2 separate regions of the Mus musculus genome follow, and region 2 is linked to region 1. Evidence: chromatin loops called from intact Hi-C (ENCODE). Cell type or tissue: heart. All regions are shown on one strand. Each heading gives the region's core, and the rest is flanking DNA. Links, peaks and the distances in the headings are about the cores only.

Region 1 (2,910 bases), core at 242-2,741:
CAACACCATTTGACAATAAATTTTTTAAAGTTCTAGCTATTTTTAAAACATTAAAGAACAGAATGATTCTTGGCAATCAGAGGCATACTCAATTAGACCAGAGGGGGGAAAAAAATAAAAGCTACTGGAAGCTTCCCAAACAATGAATTGATTGCCATTATTAAATGGCATCACCCCCCTCCTAAAGAATTCAATACTTCAAAGTGTGGATGCTCTAAATTTGTATGTGCATGTATGGGGAGGGATGGTTTTAGAGCTGGAAGAAATCACAGATATCTATATCTTAATTTAGTATATATGGAAATGAGGCTTACAAAGGAAAGCTACCATCCAATTTATAGTAAAAACATTTAACTTGGAAAATTTGTTAACGGAAATTCAATTTCTCCAAAGTAATAAATGTTTTTATTACTATAATTTTAGTTAATTTTTGTTACTAACAAAAAATTAACTAAAGTAAACTTATACATGTGATAGGTAATTAAGAAATATGACTTTTACATTATAAAAAATAAGTCAGAGAAATGTTAAAGACCTAAATGCAAAAGGCAGTTCCAGAAGAAATTTAAAAGACAATAATGTTGAGTGTCTACCTGGCCTTGGGAGTGGGAAGGCTTTCCTATCTTAAAGGCATATTTTAAGGTGAAGAGGAGTAGGAGAAATAGTTTCTGCTCATAAAAATAAATAAATTAAGTAGGAGACAAGCTGGGGGAAAACTGTATGTACCAATAACGTTTTGTAACCTTGATGCATAAAGTATTTATTCAAGTCAATGAATGGAAAATGGGCCAAGAAGGCAAATGGATTAAGAAGAAAGAGGAACAGATTAGTGTAAGTTACAAACTTACATTACATTAGAAAAGTTACAACTTTTCTAAAAATCATGTAAAGTCCAACAAGGTATTTCTCTCTCTTCCCCAACCACAGAGCAACTTGCCAAAGATCTTAGAGAATCCCCAGAAAGGGTGAAGGTGAGAGTGAGAACGTTCTGGGTCAAGTGCTTTCACGTACTGCTTGCTGATCACTAAGTAAAACCTAGTACAAGCTTTGATGGGAAGTAGCTGGGCCAAAACACAAAAAGAATTGACACAAGTTGTGTCTGTAAGTACTCACTGTGCTAGGAACGAACCCTTACAGTATAGGGAGAGACTCTTTTAGACCTGGGATAATTGGAAAACCTATTTGCTCCCAGTGGACAGGTAGCTTAGTATGTCATGAAGTTATAAAGAAATTTCCCCATGAGCATACTGGAAGCAGCCAGGAAGGGCGAGGAGCTGTCAATCATCTCTAGGTTCTCTACAGAATCCATATGTTGTCTTTCCAGTTGGTAGTTTCAATCATGAAGATATGTGCCTTAAGTTCTGGCACGCTGCCGGATACCTAATTCTGGACCAAGAAACATCCATATAGAAACATCTCCTCCAGATGGAATTTGTTTTCAGAACAGATTGAGGCATCGACTAATTGAGGTCCAGGTCTATATTAAAATGCATAGAAGGGTATTTAGGGGTGTTTTATAGCTAGACCGTTGGGGAGTCAGGAATGGTGATAGATAGCAACATGTGACCTCCTTTACCTTAAGACCTGTGTTATTTACGATTAATGCTGTAATAGAGTGATACCAAGGAAGTGAAAGGCACGGTGCTAATGCCTTACAGACACATGAGCAAGGACAGTTTTGGAAACAAACGTCTTATCACAGCCTTTCCCCTCTGGGAGTCTGTCCAACTTTCTCCACTGGATTCACTGCCCTTCTCTTTTCTCCCTGCTTGTTTTCTCATCCTCCCCTCACTGAGCGTTGGCGTCTTCTGGCTCACATCACATGCTGCTTGTTTCTACCTCTGTAGCTTCATTCTTGGTCACAGTTGTTCACTCACTGTTTCTATCAATGAATGGAGGTGATAATAAAGGAATATTACCAGGTCTCAAAAAACAAAACAAAACAAAACAAAACAAAAAAAAAAACAAAAAAAACGTGCCTCTGTGCATGAAGAAAGAAGGCTAAGTCAACATTAAAATTATCCAGGGCTTCAACGATGTGAACTTTATGTGTGGTAGCTAAATAAATGACTGCCACATGCAGGGCTCTGCCTGAAGACAGCTCAGTAACCAAAGGGTCCCAATTCCCATGTCTGTGGCTCCTGCCTTCAGCTAAAGCATACACAGCAGATGTTTGCCTATACCCAAGCCTTTGTCCTTCCATGGGGTCTCAAGGGCTGAGACATGCATCTTGTGGTTCTGCATTCAGAAAGAGAAGGCATGGCTTCTGGTTCCTCTGTTCTGTACCAGGACAATCTCAAAGCCTAGGTCTTGTATTAACCAGGCATTCTCTCTGCATCCATCCATAGAGATCCCGAGTTAGCCATGCGTGGAATGTAAGGTGTAAGTCAGAGTTAAGACACATAAATGGCAAATGACAGAGGGCGGGACACAGCACAGCAAGATGGGGAATAGATGGGGAATGCATTTTGTAAAAACCTAGTAAGAATTTTTCCAGGGTGTGGTGAGTTTTCTCAGGTCTGGGCAAATTTCCTTCGTGTGCCAAGATTATGAGTAACATTGATGGCCAGGAACTTTATTAGTGACTTGGACGGAAATGGGATCTACTTAAAACTGAAATAAAGGTCAGGTGTACTTGCCAAGTTACAGTGAAAATGCCATTTAATAGTTCAGAGAGTCATCAAAGGTTTTAGTGCACAAGCACCTGGCATTCAAGTACATTCTTCATAGGCAAATCAAGGTATCATTGGTGTGTGTGTGTGTGTGTATGTGTGTGTGTGTGTGTGTGTCTGTCTGTCCTCTCACCTTCCCTCCCCCCTATCCCCCGAGTTGCTAGGGATTGAATCCAGTGTCTTTTACATGCTAGACAAGCCCCCTCCCATTGAGCTACACTGCAGTCCTAGGTTACTG
Region 2 (2,910 bases), core at 222-2,721, 140 kb after region 1:
TTCCCGGCTGCCCATGTCTTCAGCATTCTGTGCCGTGGAAAAGTAACTGTCAAGGATAATAGGAACACAATTTGACCTACTTTCTCCTAGATTCTTGCAAAGTCTATAATTCTGGGTCTTGTGTTTATTTAGCCACCCTATCTTGAGGACACACTTCCTGCCTTTCTTTGTAAGCAATCCTATACACCACACATCAAGATTACTGTGTGGAGTGGATGGAGTTAGGGATTCTTATGGAAGAGTAGGGGAAAGGACTGAGGTCCCGAAGGGGTTAGGAACTCCACAGGAAGACCAAGAGAGTCAACTAGCCTGGATCCTTGAGGCTCTCAAGAGACTGAACCATCAGCCAGAGAACACACACAGGCTGGACCTAGGCCTCCCTACACATATGGAACAGATGTGCAACTTGGTCTTCACATGGGTCCCAAACAACTGGAGAGGGGGTTATCCCAAAAAGTGTTTCCAGTCTGTGGGCTATATTCTTCTAGCTGGACTGCCTTGTCTGGCCTCAGTGGGAGAGGACGTGCCTAGCTCTGCAGTCTTGATGTGCCAGGGTAGGGAAAAAAACCAGGGGAGCCCACCCACTCAGAGAAGGAGAGGGGCGAAGTGTTGTAGGAGGAGGTGACCGGAAGTGGGGGGGCAGTGAGCGGAATGTAACGTGAATTAAAAAACCATGATTACTGTGTGGGCAATTCTAAAACTTTCCTGGTGGCTGACTTAAAAATTATCTAATTGCATGAGAGAATCCTAAGAACAATCCTTTAAGGTAGCACCGAAGAAGAAAATACCTAGGAAAGGGAAAACACAGCCTGGAGAACAAGAACTGTAGCAATTCAGATCCTTGCCCATCTATAGGAAGCCACGACAGAACAAATGCTTCCTCAGCCCTTAGGTTTCCGCAAGCCAATAACATCACAGGAGCTGTGAGTCTCCAACTACTGTCTCCTTTCATGACATATAACTAAGACTTCTAGTCAAAAAAAAAAAAAATCACACCATTGTTACGATTTTTCAGTAAATACTACATAATAATCAAAAAATAATTTTTAAAAAAAGTATGAGTAGGATGTACCAAGGTATTCCCAAGCTCTGCTGAGTAGGAAGGAAGTCAGTGAGAGCTTACTGGGGCTTTCTTGAGTGGCTTGAGGATCACCAGGATGACAAGCAGGCCCTCCTTTTAACATAAAAAACATGTCTGGCCTGCTCAGGTCGTGAGATGCACTTACAACACAAGGAATGCTCCTTCACCAGGAAGTCATATCTGAACACACCATCAGAAAGTCGATATTTGAGATTCCCGGGGGTCCGACCCTCTCCCGCTCTAGGGGGCGTCCCGGAGTACTGAGTGCTCCCAGCGCTAGCAGCTCACCCAAGCTCTTCCAACTCCTAAGTCTCCCCCTCAGCAGTGGCGGCTGCCAGGGCAGTCCCGACGCCCAGACACTGCTGAGTCTTCCAAAACAAGCACGCACGTCGCAGGCCACCTGCAAACAGGACCTGCGGGAGGCCTAAGACTTTCTGTGAGACGGGGCTGGTTGACTCAGTCACCGGACACCTGCAGCTTCCCCACAGAAAGCAGCAAACAGCCCTTCTTCCTGCGATGCCCCGGCGCCCGGGTGCGCTCAGGTGCATCTAGGGGGAAGGGTGGCCGTCGCAGCCCGAGGGGCGCCCCCTAACCCCGACGTCCCAGGCCCCGCTCCAGCGGAGTCCCGCCACCTCCCCAACTTCCAGCCACGGCGTGGCGGGCCCGCGGGGCAGTCGAGGGCTCCACGTGCGCGCCCGGGCCACTCACCCGGGCGCCGGCGGCGCTCCGCTTCCTCCGCAGCGTGAGCCCGCTCCGCAGCAGCGCAGGCAGGTCCCTGAGGCGCGGCCGCAGAGACGCGGCGGGCGGCTCGCGCTCCGGCTCCCGGGCGCTCGGGCTGCGGCGCAGAGGGCCATCGGCCGGGGCCGCCGAGGCCAGGGCCGGACTCTCGCAAGGCGGCTGCATCTTGACAGAGCCCACCGCCATCCTGATGCCCTGACGGTTGCGGCGGCGCCCGCGGCTGCTCTCCTCCGCGCTCGCCTCCGCGCCTTCGCCAGGCAGCGAGAGGGCGCGACTGCGGCTCAGGCGCGGGACGCGCTGCCAGCCGCTGCCCATTGGCGCGCGCCCGGCTGGGAGCCTCGGCCCCGCGCACCGCCCCGGCCCCGCCCAGGTGCTCCCCGCCCCGCCCCGCCGCTCACCTCCGGACGGCTGAGACACTCCCACCGCCCGCGGAAGGGGCCCTGGAGCGGCGAGTGCTCTGAGCCTGCATAGGTGCGCCATTCCCAAAAACCTCCTCCCGGACCCATTCCCCCGAGTCTAAAAAGTCCCTTTGCTCCAGCCAGGAGTGGCCTGGACTGCGACCCAGAAGGCTCAGAGGTCTTCCTCCCTCCGGCGCTTAGCCTAGCCCCACAGCACAGTCGGTATCCTAGAAAATGTTCAGAATTGGTTTCTTGGGACAACATTGCCCACTCAGTGGTCGGTAGGCGCGCTCCTCATAAAAGGGGGAGCGGAGAAAACTAGTTGGGTTTGATGGGTGCTTAGTAAAATAGGTGCAAGTCTGGTGGCCCGAAGATGAATCTCTGTTGACATGTTGGAACCTGACCTCCCTGGAAGCCTTCTGTGTCTGGTGAATGTGCTTGGTAAACTGTAAAGGCTTAGCGCAGCATGAATCACTGCTTATACAATTCCAGGAGGTAGGAATTGTGGAGTGCTCAGTGGAAACCATTCCAGGAAGGCCTTCAACTCCAAGGGGTTGTGAATCTTCAACAAGGCCTTTAACCCCTCAGCACTAGGACGCTGAGACCCACTCTTTACCTATGACCGCCAAAGATCTGAAAAACCTTTAAAATGACAAGTAAGGATCCTTGACAAGGTTACTATCTCACACAGCA

The links. Peaks named below come from ENCODE experiments on the same cell type or tissue, not always from the same donor. Only the 100,000 strongest peaks of a DNase experiment are listed, where the experiment ranks them.
Region 2: it touches region 1 in a loop (1.8-fold over the local background); 4 of 42 quality-filtered maps call a loop at or near these places.

Annotation. Positions count from the first base shown.
Region 1 is chr12:117,668,656-117,671,565 of GRCm38, reverse strand. The region is part of intron 9 of Rapgef5 (Rap guanine nucleotide exchange factor (GEF) 5); the gene reads right to left. Among named protein-coding and RNA genes, the nearest start is that of Rapgef5, 140 kb to the right of the region's middle. In heart, for the core only: no CTCF peak of the experiment used is centred there; a DNase peak (open chromatin) is centred at 1,725.
Region 2 is chr12:117,533,113-117,536,022 of GRCm38, reverse strand. Rapgef5 (Rap guanine nucleotide exchange factor (GEF) 5) reads right to left here and starts at 2,095. Exons shown (of 26, transcript NM_001373989.1): 1 at 1,790-2,095. The coding sequence starts at 2,005. In heart, for the core only: CTCF peaks have their summits at 1,309 and 2,050; DNase peaks (open chromatin) are centred at 1,482, 1,682 and 2,052; H3K4me3 peaks cover 1,670 bases; H3K27ac peaks cover 1,417 bases; H3K27me3 peaks cover 552 bases.